Regions from separate parts of the Homo sapiens genome. Here region 2 is linked to region 1. Evidence: chromatin contacts called from ENCODE Hi-C or POLR2A ChIA-PET data. All regions are on one chromosome and are shown on one strand. The core of a region is the stretch at or near the end of the contact, and the rest is flanking DNA. Distances in the headings are between cores, read along the strand shown. Region 1 overlaps ARHGAP21 (Rho GTPase activating protein 21). Region 2 overlaps ARHGAP21 (Rho GTPase activating protein 21).

What was found. Hi-C counts contacts between places; a loop is a spot of excess contacts on that map. ChIA-PET counts read pairs that join two places held with the same protein, here RNA polymerase II (POLR2A). Pooled maps may share reads with other maps.
Region 2: a loop to region 1 is called in a map of astrocyte of the cerebellum, with 6 times the contacts of the local background. The contact joins two enhancer-like sites. A Hi-C loop is called at or near these places in 8 of 168 maps with a recorded cell type or tissue (GM12878, astrocyte of the cerebellum, esophagus squamous epithelium and 5 more), 26 of 37 single-sample maps with no recorded cell type and 13 of 50 pooled maps. POLR2A ChIA-PET finds 5 or more read pairs at or near these places in 4 of 52 experiments (AG04450, GM10248, GM12878 and 1 more).

The regions. Positions count from the first base shown.
Region 1 is chr10:24,642,827-24,649,051 of GRCh38, reverse strand. All of the region lies in intron 4 of ARHGAP21 (Rho GTPase activating protein 21), which reads left to right. Among named protein-coding and RNA genes, the nearest start is that of ARHGAP21, 78 kb to the left of the region's middle. RefSeq lists a silencer at 3,049-3,138. Within about 2 kb of position 3,096, at least 3 of the 41 ENCODE cell types and tissues checked have a DNase peak (open chromatin) inside an H3K27ac peak, as active enhancers do.
Region 2 is chr10:24,703,432-24,709,656 of GRCh38, reverse strand. The region is part of intron 2 of ARHGAP21 (Rho GTPase activating protein 21); the gene reads left to right. Among named protein-coding and RNA genes, the nearest start is that of ARHGAP21, 17 kb to the left of the region's middle. Within about 2 kb of position 2,992, at least 3 of the 41 ENCODE cell types and tissues checked have a DNase peak (open chromatin) inside an H3K27ac peak, as active enhancers do.

The sequences.
Region 1 (6,225 bases), core at 1,847-4,346:
CATATATACACATGTACACATATGCATACATAAGCACACACAAAGGTAATAAAAGTGATTCTATATGTAGCTAGTAACAAGTTAATTTCAAAATATTTATTTTGTTTTTCTCTAGTGGACAGGTGGGAAAATATGGGAAAGGAGGTCTCCAGGGTTGTCTTCTGACTGACTAGGACATGATTAAAACACTTGGGAGCCTCAGATATAAAGGGGCTGTGATGGTAAGAATATATATACATTTTGACCTATGATGATTTTTTTTTTTTTTTTTTGAGACAGAGTTTTGCTCTTATTGCTTAGGCTGGAGTGCGATGGCACCATCTCGGCTCACTGCAGCCTGCGCCTCTGGGTTCAAGCAATTCTCCTGCCTCAGCCTCCCGAGTAGCTGGGTTTATAGGCACCTACCACCACGCCTGGCTAATTTTTGTATTTTTAGTAGAGACAGGGTTTCACCGTGTTGGCCACGCTGTCTTGAACTCCTGACCTCAAGGTGATCCACCCACCTCGGCCTCCCAAAGTGCTGGGATTATAGGCGTGAGCCTCTGCACCCGGCTGACCTATGATATGTATTTTTAAAAAGAAGATGGAGAAAACATGGAACTTTGCTTGAAAGAGAATTGCTTAGGGAAAAAGTGATAGCTGCTTTCAGATGTTTGAAGGGATATTTTGTATAAGATGAAGTAGATTGGTGTTTCACAATTTTCGAAAGCTATAGACCTTTTCCCTAATTCTCTACTGGAAAATTCTACTCATATTTTGGAGACAATCTGAGTGATTGTTCATGCTATGTGGTAAACAAGTAGGGAATTTCTTCCTCCTGACGTACCTGTTCGAGGGAGGTGGTGGCAGCAGCACGAACCTAATGAAGGCAAATAGAGAAACGAGAGGCAAAGACTGAGCATTAGAATATGCAGGCTAGGCACAGTGGCTCACGCCTGTAATCCCAGCACTATGGGAGGCCGGGGTGGGTGGATCACCTGAGGTCAGGAGTTGAGACCAGTCTGGCCAACACAGTGAAACCCTCGTCTCTACTAAAAATAGAAAAATTAGCCGGGTGTGGTGGCACATGCCTGTAAATCCCATCTACTTGGGAGGCTGAGGCAGGAGAATCACTTGAACCCAAGAGGCAGAGGTTGCAGTGAGCCAAGATCGTGTCACTGCACTCCAGCCTGGGGAACAGAGTGAGACTGTCTGGGGAAAAAAGAGAAAAGAATATACAAAGTAAACTTTTCTTACATACTTTGACTTTTCAGTATTTTTATGGAAAATAATTTCTTTTATGTATTACTTTCAGAGCAAAGATCATTAAGGATAGAAATTGTCTTTTATTGCTGAGTTTTCAGTGCCTAGTAAGTACCTGGTACATATAGTAGGAGCTCAGATGTTTGCTGAGTAAATGTGTTGAATAAAGGGAGGTGCACTGGGGTATTTCTAATGATGACCACCATCTTGAATTGGCACAAGCTTCTAAAATGACTGCTCTCAAAGCTGCAAAATTTACTATGTTAGTATCTAACCTCTGCTGTTGAAGAAGAAAAGCAGATTTCTGACTGCCCTCCTACTTTTCTTTTGTCTTTTCCCATCAACCTCTCTAACACAAAGTGCCAGTGACACTCTTTTGATTTAGAAATCAGTTTCCCATAGCTGCTATGTGTATAAGCTAGAACAGTAATAACAAAAACATGGTAATCTTGGATTTACATAACAACTTGAACTTCCTCTTTGTAAAATAAACTGGTAAAGTAAGGTGGTCAAGTTAGATGAAAGGTTAAAAAAAATATTTTACTTCAAGTCCTGGGAAACCTTGTTTATAGTGATCTAAAATGCAAGGAATTCAACTGGATTCAAGTAGCATTGTCAGAAGTTCCATTTCTAGGAGTAGGTTTTAAGAGTTTGAAAAACAGTGCATGAAGTTAATTTGGCAGCCAAGAAAATAAATGAAATTTAAAAAATCTCTTCAAGGGTTCTAAAACACTTAACATGAAATTTAGGATTGCAGAGAACTAATTGGAGACACTGAATAGATAGGACGATACAGGTGAAAAAGAAGAAAAGTGCATGGCGGAGTATTAATGTTCTGCAGAATATTAATTTCTCCTCTGGAAGGAACTTCTTTATAGAAATGTTACTCTAGAGGTAACTCTGTAATTAGGTAATTTTGAGCTTTTTTTTCTAAATTAATTTTTAAATTTATAATTGACAGTTATACATATTTATGAGATGCAGTGTGATATTTTAATGCATATATGCATTGTATAATGATCAAATCATTGTATAATGGTTTCTTTTTATTATTAAAATTTTTTTAGAGACAAGTTCTCACTATGTTGCTCAGGCTGATCTTGAACTCCTGAGCTCAAGTGATCCTCCCACCTTGGCCTCCCAAAGTGCTAGGATTACAAGACCAAGCTACCATGCTGAGCCATTTTTTTCCCCCTTAAATACAGGGTCTCATTCTGTCTCCCAGGCTGGAGTGCAGTGGTACAATCTCAGCTCACTGCAGCCTCCACCTCAGCCTCTGGAATAGCTGGGACCACAGGCTTGCACCACTGTGCTTGACTGATTTTTGTATTTTTTGTAGCGACAAGGTTTTGCCATGTTGCCTAGGCTGGTCTTGTACTAGGCTCCTGGCTCTGCCTCCCAAAGTGCTAGGATTACAGGTATGAGCCACCACACCTGGCCAAGTTGATTTCATAGAAGTTGAGCTGTGTTTTTTTTTCAGCTGCTCCATAACTTAAGACCTTAATCATAGACACCCCCTAGTTGAGTAGTCCCATTTTCTTTCCTGATTGCTCTCCAGCTAGTTAGCCTACATTGAAAGTACGTGATTCATAAATCCATGTAGTAAAGATTTAATTATAATAGTTACAGTCCCTGTTTTTGATGTTTAACAGATAATTTTTCATCTTTGCTATAAAAACAGAATAGAAATATTTACATGTAAATGCCAAGCACATTAAATCAGAAATATAATTTTTGTTTATTTGTTCCTTTAGCAAACATCTGTTGAGTCAGTCCTGTGAGCCACTCACTAAACTAATTACTGGGAAGGAAGTGATGTGGCCTCTAACCTCACTTCCTTCAGATAGCTGTGCACATGTCACCTGTTAGAGAGGCCTTCCCTGACCACTTCAGAAAAACAGCCCTGCCTTTCCCTCTTCCTTTCCTTCTCACTCTGCTTATTGTTCTCCATTGCAGTTGTCACCATTTCTCATATTACTTATTTCTTCCTCAGCATTTTTCTCTCTCAGTTGGAATGTAGAGCAGAAACTTTATTTTCTTTATCTCTTAAAGCCCAGAACAGTTCCTGGCACATATACATCTAATGAATATATGTAGAATACAGGCTCTGATTCCTTGTGCCATGATCCTACAACAATTTCATGTACCTTTATTTTTGTACTTAGGTAATTATTTTATACTTATATCCTCCACCAAACTAGAAACTACTTTTTTTTTTTTTTTTCTGAGACAGAGCCTCACTCTATTGCTCAGTCTGGAGTATAGCAGCACAATCTTGGCTCACTGGATCCTATGCTTTCTGGGTTCAAGCGATTATCCTGCCTTAGCCTCCCTAGTAGCTGGGACTACAGGCGCTCATCACCACACCCTGCTAATTTTTGTATTTTTTTTAGTAGAGATGGGGTTTCACCATGTTGGCCAGGCTGGTCTCAATCTCCTGACTGCAGGTGATCAACCCATCTCAGCCTCCCAAAATGCTGGGATTACAGATATGAGCCACCACAACTGGCTGGAACTTTTTGAAGTCAGTTTTAACCACCAGGTGAGGGGATCTCAGATGGGGTGTCCATTGGGTTGTTAACAGATGAATAGGAGTTTATCAGGAGGAAGGAAAAATGGCATTCCAGAACAGATTTTAGAGACATTTAGAAGTTACATTTGCCCAGATTTGGTTGAAAGATTTTAGGATGGAGTGTGTGTTTCCAGTTAAAGATGCCTTGTGGAGCATTATGTTTTTCTGACTTGAGTGACTGGATAGATGGAGGTGTCATTAAATGAAGGACTGAAGGATATTGAAGTGAAATATATCTCTCCTTCCTCTGGAGAAATGAGTTTAATTTGGGATAAGTTGCATTTCTGATGCCTGTAGAGAGTTCAGTATCTAGCTGAAAATTTGTTTCTAGAGTTCTCAAGAAAGAGGTTAGGGGTTGAAAATAGATTTGACAGTCATTTTATATGTTATAATTAAGTCTTAAGTGTAAGTGAAACCATACACAGAGAGGACAAAGACATGTAGAATGAAGACAGGACTCTAAGAGCTGGTCAGAGAAAGAAGAATCAGAAAGGAAATTTGAGAGTAAGTAGTGGAAAGGTCTGAGGACAACCAGGAGGAGTTGGTAATTTGCTTATTAGGAGGTGATAATTTTAAGTGGGGCAAGGGGAGTGGAAAATTTGTCCTTTGTCTTAGAGAATTCATTAGGATTTGGACTAAAGGGATACAGTTGGACTAGACCTGACAAATGGCAGTTTGGTAAAGTTACTGAGAACAGTTTCAGTGCAGTGGACGGAAGGGAGGAGGAAGACAGATAGAAGTGGGTTGGAACATAAAAATTAGAGCAGCAAACCGTGACAAGGTCAGGGTGGGGTAGTTGGCAGTTTTCCCCCAAGGAGGTATTTGTTAATTTCTGAGAAACCCTGAATTAGAGGTAACTGAAGGTAAGCGATACATACACTACATTTGTAAGTAGTTTGAAAAACAAAGGGATAGAGAGGGTAGCTATATGGAAAGGTGGAGAGAACTTTTGTTGTTTGGGAAGCATTTATATATCCATGAGATTTGGAGAGAAGACTAGGGATTTTCTCACATGAAGTTTTACATGTGAGAAGAGAGAATTATGGTGGCAAGGTCCTGAAGAGGACTGATGACTAAATCCCCACCTGAAATAGGACGAAGAAAATGAGGACAGGCAAAGAAAAAAAAAGTTGAGGATATAGCAATTGAGTGAACTGGGAGACAAGGTTATTGAACTAGTGTGAGGAAATCAGCATGGAACAGCAAGTTAAAGAGGTTTATGATGGCCGGGTGTGGTGACTCATGCCTGTAATCCTAGCACTTTGGGTGGGAGGCCGAGGCAGGAGGATCGCTTGAAGTCAGTTCGAGATCAACCTGGTCAATGTAGCAAGACCTTGTCTCTATAAAAATAAATAAAAAAGAAGGTTACTAGAAGTTTGAAACAGCAACCTTGAGGGGACAGGAATTAAAATGCAAGCAAGAGACTTTTCTGAGTAGTGTCAAGAACTTAGCTGAACTGGGAAATTGTAAATCAATGCTTGTCCTGCAGTTTTATTCAGCTGTAGTAGCAGGCCAAGAACAAGAACAGAGCAGGTGTATTTTGGAATTCTCCGTAGTTAGAGATTGGCACATCGAATGCTTTGAAAGGTTAAGGGGAAAGGAAGTTGAGGGTACTGGTCAATTTTGTTGAAATACTGATCCACGGGTAATCTTAGTAAGAAAGAAAGTAACTTCTGTTCCAATTTTAGTATATATGTTGCCGAAGTGAGCATGATAGTAATTTCTGGAGGGAGACTGATAGTTTAGAAGAATGGAGAAGGCTAAAGGGAATGGAAGGTCTTGATAAAGTCAAGCAAGTTTAATTGGTTAAAGGATTGAGAGGTGATAAAGTCAGATAGAAAGATAGTTGGTTAGAGCACCATAACAAATTTTTCTGAGTTTGCAGAGAAATTAAATTCTAGCATAACAGAAATAATAGGGCTATGAATCTAGATATGATAATACTGTGTGTGAAATGTTACATGTGAAATGTACAATGCTACATGAACTTTAAATACTTTAGAAGGCAGATGCCAGGATTCTTTGTTCATTGTAGGATAATCAATGCCTGGCACATTTGTAAGAGCTCGGTAAATATTTGTTGAATGAATAACACCCATCCACAGTCTTTCTTGCCTGGATAGTTCATAATGCCAGAAAATTTTGATTCATGTCCGACACCTAGTGGTACTGTACTTAAACTGCTGTTGAGTGGCAGCATTTTCCTTATACTATTTGAGGGAAATAGTACAGATTAGTCGTAGCACTATTGCTTTGTCCCTGAAACAACTCTCCAAGCTGGTTTTGGGAATTTTTACTATTAGCATTTTCCAGGGCTCTAATTTTAATTAGCAAACATTTATTGAGCATCTACTGTGTGCCATGCAGTGTTCTGTGTGCTGGAGATTTTCATGTCCTGTATATTCTCGTGC
Region 2 (6,225 bases), core at 1,743-4,242, 61 kb before region 1:
AGCAGTCTTTCTGTCCAGTCTCCTGAGTAGCTGGGACTACAGGCATGCACCATCACACCTGGCTAATTTTTAAATTTTTTTTGTAGAGATGAGGTCTCACTGTTTTGCCTGAGCTGGTCTTGAACTCCTGAGCTCAAGCTGTCCTGTCGTCTCAGCCTCCCAAAGTGCGGGGATTACAGGCATGAGACGCAGTGCCCGCCCCCTTTTCCAGTTTTGGTATCAGGGTGATACTGGCCTCATAGAATGAGTTAGGGAGAATTCCTTATTCCTTGATTTCTTAGAACAGTTTCAGGAGGATTGGTATTAGTTCTTTTTAGTTCTTTGTATGTTTGATAGAATTTGGCTGTGAATCCATCTAGTCCTGAGCTTTCTTTGTTGGGAGATTTTTTTAAATTACTGATTGAGCCTTGCTACTTGTTATTGATGTGTTCAGGTTTTCTATTTCTTCTTGGTTCAACCTTGAGTGGTTGTATGTTTCTAGGAATTTATCCATTTCCTCTAGGTTTTCTAGTTTGTGAGCATAATTGCTGTTCATAATAGTTTTTGATGATCGTTTGTATTTCTGTGGTATCAGTTGTAACGTCTCCTTTTTCATATCTGATTTTTTTATTTGGGTCTTCTCTCTTTTCTTTGTTACAACCTCTATGGAAAACTGTGTGGAGATTTCTTAAAGAAGTAAAAATGGAACTACCATTTGACCTAGGAATCTACTCAAAGGAAAAGAAATCCACTTATCAAAAAGATATCTGCTCTTGTATGTTTGTTGCAGCACTATTCACAGTAGCAAAGATATGGAATCAACCTAAGTGTCCATCAGTGGAGGAATAGACAAAGACAATGTGGTATATTTGGAATGGAAGACTATTCATGGAATACTATTCAGCCATAAGAAAGAATGAAATTATATCTTTTGCAGCAATGTGGATGGAACTGGAGGACATTATCTTAAGTGAAACAAACCAAGCACAGAAAGTTGAATATTGCATGTTCTCGCTCATAAGTGGGTGCTAAAAATTTGTACACATGGGTGTAGAGAGTGGAAGGATAGACAATGGAGACTCAGAAGGGTGACAGAGTGGGAGCAGGTGAATGACGATAAATTAGTTAATGGGTACAGTGTGTGTTATTTGGGTGATAAATATACGAAAAGCCAACTTGACCACTACACTATCTATGCAGATAACAAAATTGCATATGATACCCCATAAATTTGTACAAATAATAATAATAGAGTTGAGCCATGGGATCAGCCAGTATTCAAGAATTAGCCAGGAAATCAAGAATTTTGGTTGGTCTAGCAAGTCAGTTAGGCAGAGTTCAATTAAGCCAGCATCTATGGTAATTATAGTTTTGGGAGTTGATGAGGTCATTGAGGGAGGGAAGAGGGTCAAAGTCCAGAATCTGAGGAACACCACCAATTAAGGGACGGACAGAGGCCGACAAACCAGCCACCAAGGCGAACTAGTTAGAAACAAGCTTTTCAGTAGCCTCAGTTTTCAGATTTTGAGGACTTTGAATTTGATCTTTATATTTAGCCTTTGGCAAGCTTCCAGCAGCAGCATTGTTTAACCTAGCTTCTCTCAAATTTATTTTGCTATTGAAGACTTTTTTTTACTTAACTGTAGTTTATATTCTGCATCCTATAAAACAAGTAGGAACATACTTGGGAAACACTGCTGTATACAGGCAGAAAGGAGCAACAGAAGGAATTTATAGAGTAGTCATATGATTAGCTTTTAGTTTAAAAGGTGCTTTTGTTAGTCCTGAACAGACAAGATTCCAGAGAGGGGTGACAGGATGTTTGGGAGACCAACTAGATGCCCTGTGATAATCCAGGAGAAAGTTGATGGGGGTCTGAATTTAGGCAGTGCCGGTGGAGTGGAAAAAGGACAGTTCATTATATGTTTTGGGAGAAGTGACATGATTTGGTAGCTAGATATGAGAGGTAAGGAAGGAGGAGTCTAAGATGACTCTGGTTTCTGTTTGGGTGACTAGGGGGATGAGTTGTACAGCCACTATGCAGATTAGGGAATAGAGGAGGTCGTGCAAGTTTGGAGGGAAGGTGATGAATTCAGTTTTGGACATGTAGTATGTAGGTGTATGTGCTTAGCAAGTGTTTAGTCACGCAGATTTGGAGCTTGGGAGAAAGGGTGGTGTTGAAGAGGGCTTTAGAAATAATTCATAGTTAAAATCACAGGTTGAGGTGACTTCACCTATGGAAGTGTAAGAAATTAGAGGGAGGTCAAGGATAGAATTCTGATTTAGACAGAAAGGGGTGATCATCTTGAAACTATTAATCATTTATTAGATATCTGTTAGACACTGTTTTAAGCATGTTACAGATGTTATTTCAGATTAAACCTCGTGAAGGTATGTCTCCATCTTACAAATGAATGATTTGAAGCTTAAAGGATAAGTCTTTAGCCTCCTTGGTCATACATCTGTCTTATTAAGATCTAGGCTTTTCTCACATTGCTACATTGCCTTTTGCAAAGAAGTAATAGTTAAAGAAGTAGTAAGAGAACAAAGAGACTGGAACTGTGGTACCCAGGATGAGAGCCATTGAAGGAGTTGTTAGCTCTGTGTGGCGCTACTGAGAGGTTAAGAAAGGACGGAGTACCCTTTGGTACCCTTGGGATCAAGTCAGTGTGAGCGTCATTGATGATGGCACAGCCTTGTGTTGGAATTTGTTTGCTGTGGACCGGAGCCAGCATAGTTGATTGATTTATATACCACCTCCCCAGGTTGTGTTTTCATTGAATGACTAAAGATGCCCAGAAAAGAAGGAAAAAGCAATAACCTTTTACAAATTAAATAATGTTAAATACTCAGTAAGAATTTTATGAAAACTTTCCTTCATGATCTAATAATTTAAATGTACTGGTGGGAACTACATTTGGGAAGATGATGTCGTTCTGCCAGTTAGCTATTGCTGCTTAGACAGGAAAGGGAGGGGAAGATCTTATTTGTGGACCACATCACTGCAGAGCTCTCGTAACCCCGCTGCTCTGCTGACAGAAGCTGAGTCAGAGAAGAGATGCAGACTGTGCTATAGGCAGTCATGGCCCAGTTCAGGATTTTAGACTGCATGATCAACCACAATTGGAGTTTGTTGTGCAATCTGTATTGTGCATGGAGTGGTCAGGTTTGTTTCATAAGTGTGTATGTATATATTTGCTTTTTAATTCAAAACTGCTATGATGTATAAAGCAAAAGTAAATCAGGATATAAAAACACTGTCTTCTTGTAAGAGTAGGAAAGTAATCTTTTAGAATTTTTTTTTTGTCAAAATACCTGTTTAATGTGATAAATCTAATGATCTGAATTACTTTAAAAGAATTAAGTTAATTCTTAAGTAGCACAGATGAGACTATTTGCAGAGCTTTAAGTGGTGGAGGAGGGGAAGTTAGAATGAATTACTTAAAAGTGGCCAACAATTAAAGCAATATAATTGTAACATAAATGTTACATATTTTTGAAGGCATCTGACATTGTATTTATTAGAAAGTAGGCAAGATTTTGGAGTGAGTTGCTTTTTAGCTAGTTTTTCAGTTTTAGTGAAATATGGTTCTTGAGTTCTTTCACAGTGGGATTAAATGGAAGTACTTTTTAAAACTTTTTTGATTACTAGTCTGTTTAGAAAATGGTTATTTTGCAATAGAGAAAATCTGCTAGGTTAGCTATTGTCTGCTTTTGAGTGTTCTTCCCTAAGAAGCAAAAGCTCTTATTTTTCCCTTTATCCCTCGATCAACATTGTTATTATCAGACCTTTGTTGTTAATCGTAGATAATATTGTACAAATTCAGCATAATGGCTTCTTTTACAGAATAGAAAGCAACGTGAATGATAGCTTTTGTTCCAGTTATCAGTGAATCTTTAAAAACTATGAATTATTTACCTCGTAGGTTATTCATCACTTTGTGGGTATTTGTCTTCCTTACTAAAAACAAGTTATTTAATATTGTTTGAAATTTAAAAGGAAAACAGTTGAAAATGTAATTGAAAGCAATGAATGATAAATAAAGCACACTGACCATGCTTGCCCCAGCCCCAACCATTTCTCAGTTCTTCCATAACTGTGATGTGAGCTTCTTCGTTTATGATATGGAATTAGTTCCCAGTGGTACTTTGGGGTGTCCAATACTTTTCTTTATGTACTGTTTTCTCTATTCTGGAATGGTGAAAAAATATTTTCATAGTTTAGGCTGGGCATAATAGACTAATGTATCAGAGAAATCAGAGATGGAGAAGGTCATTTAGTCTCTGTTTGTTTCACCGTAAGATTGATCCCTCAATGCACTTTCTAGTCTGTGCCTAATGGATTTACATTACCGTAAAAAATATGGATTTTGAATGGCTGCTAAGAGGATAAAAGAAGATAGATACTGGAATTATCTTAACATGTAAAATTCATAATACCAGGAGCCTAACGAAGCTGAAACTTAAAATTTTTTAGCGTTTAGTGACTAGTTTACAGCAATTACTAAACTCATTAGTTAGTCTCATCATCAGAAAACTTTCTAGTTTGAGGTCTGAGACCTTTTTAAGACGTCTTCATTCTGGGTAATCCCAAAGGAATTTAATTTGAGTTGCAATAGAATCTAGGGGTGCATTGATCCAGTAAGCCAGCGATATCAAAAGTGCTTTTTTGGATGTGCCTTGGCCTGGGGTTTTTTGCTAGGATTGTTGTTGCTACCATCCTTGTGGTTTAGGTCTGATAATCAGCCATTTAGTTGCCAATGTCTCTGAGAAGAAGAGTTTTTAGGCCAGGCATAATGGCTCATGCCTGTAATACCAGCACCTTGGGAGGATCACTTGAGCCCAGGAGTTCGAGAGCAGCCTGGCCAACATGGAGAAACCCTATCTCTACCAAAAATAGAAAAATTACCACCAGACGCGGTGGCTCACACCTGTAATCCTAGCACTTTGGGAGGCCAAGGTGGGCAGATTGCCTGATCTCAGGAGTTCGAGACCAGCCTGGGCAACATGGCAAAACCCTGTCTCTACTAAAAATACAAAAAAAATTAGCCAGGCGTGGTGGCATGTGCCTAATAATCCCAGCTGCTTGGGAGGCTGAGGCATGAGAATCGCTTGAACCTGGGAGGCGGAGGTTGCAGTGAGCCGAGATTGTGCCACTGTACTCTGGCCTGGCAGTGGAGCGAGACTCTGTCTCAAAAAAGAAAAAAAAAAATAGAAAAATAAGTCAGGCATGGTGGTGTGCACCTATAGTCCCAGCTACTCGGGAGGCTGAGGTGGGAGGATCACCTGAGCGTGGGATGTGGAGGTTGCAGTGAGCTGAGAATGGGCCACTGCACTGCAGCCTGGGCCACAGAGTGAGACCCTGTCTCAAAAAAAAAAAAAAAAAAAGAAAAGAAAAAATGTAGAACTTAGCATAAAGTAAAAATGGCATATGACATCTCCTGTGGCTTCTGTGTCACCACTTAAAGTATTTGGTGGAGGTCACAAAATCAGTACTTTGGGAGCCAGGCAGTTGAAGAGTAAAGAAAGTGAGTGGATCACAGTCAGGGGTTAGACAATAGAGGCTGGTGGAGACCATGGATAACTAGAGATTTGGCTTTAGGAGATTGTTGTCATGTTGTACCCACTGTTGTCAGATCATTTAGATTTCAAGAGAAGCTGAAAATTTGAATTTTCATGTTAACGTGTCCTAATTTTTAAATGTTGATGACTAATTCAAGGTTTTCAAAATAGTGAGATCTAAGCAAAATACATCTGCTGACCAGATGTGGCTCTAGGCTTTTAGTGTGTAACCTCTTGTTTATAGGAATACTTAGGACAGCACTTGGTTTCTTTGAGTTTCACCGTTGAAGCTAAGCAGTAATCAAGGATGCTGCCGGATACCCTTGGAAAGCTTATGGTATAGGTCGGAAAGAAGTATGGGTGAGAGAAAACAAGTCGCAGAAAAGGCAGGATGGGAAGGAAGGAGAACAACTGAAGGAGACAGACAAAAGAAATGATACCATGGGAAGTGGGAGAGTGGCCATCATGTTTCTCAGGTTGCATACTGAGAATTCTGCAAGGTAACATTACTTATTAAATATTACCACTGTTGTATGGAGGCAGTATAGTGTTATAGTTGAAAGTGCAGAGTTTAGTGCCCAAGAACTGAATTCAAGGCCTGGAGTTGTTCCTGGCTCTGTGGCAGTGGTATGGCTTGAGTGTTACTTGCCTTCTCCTCTCTGACAGTACCAACATCAGGGATTG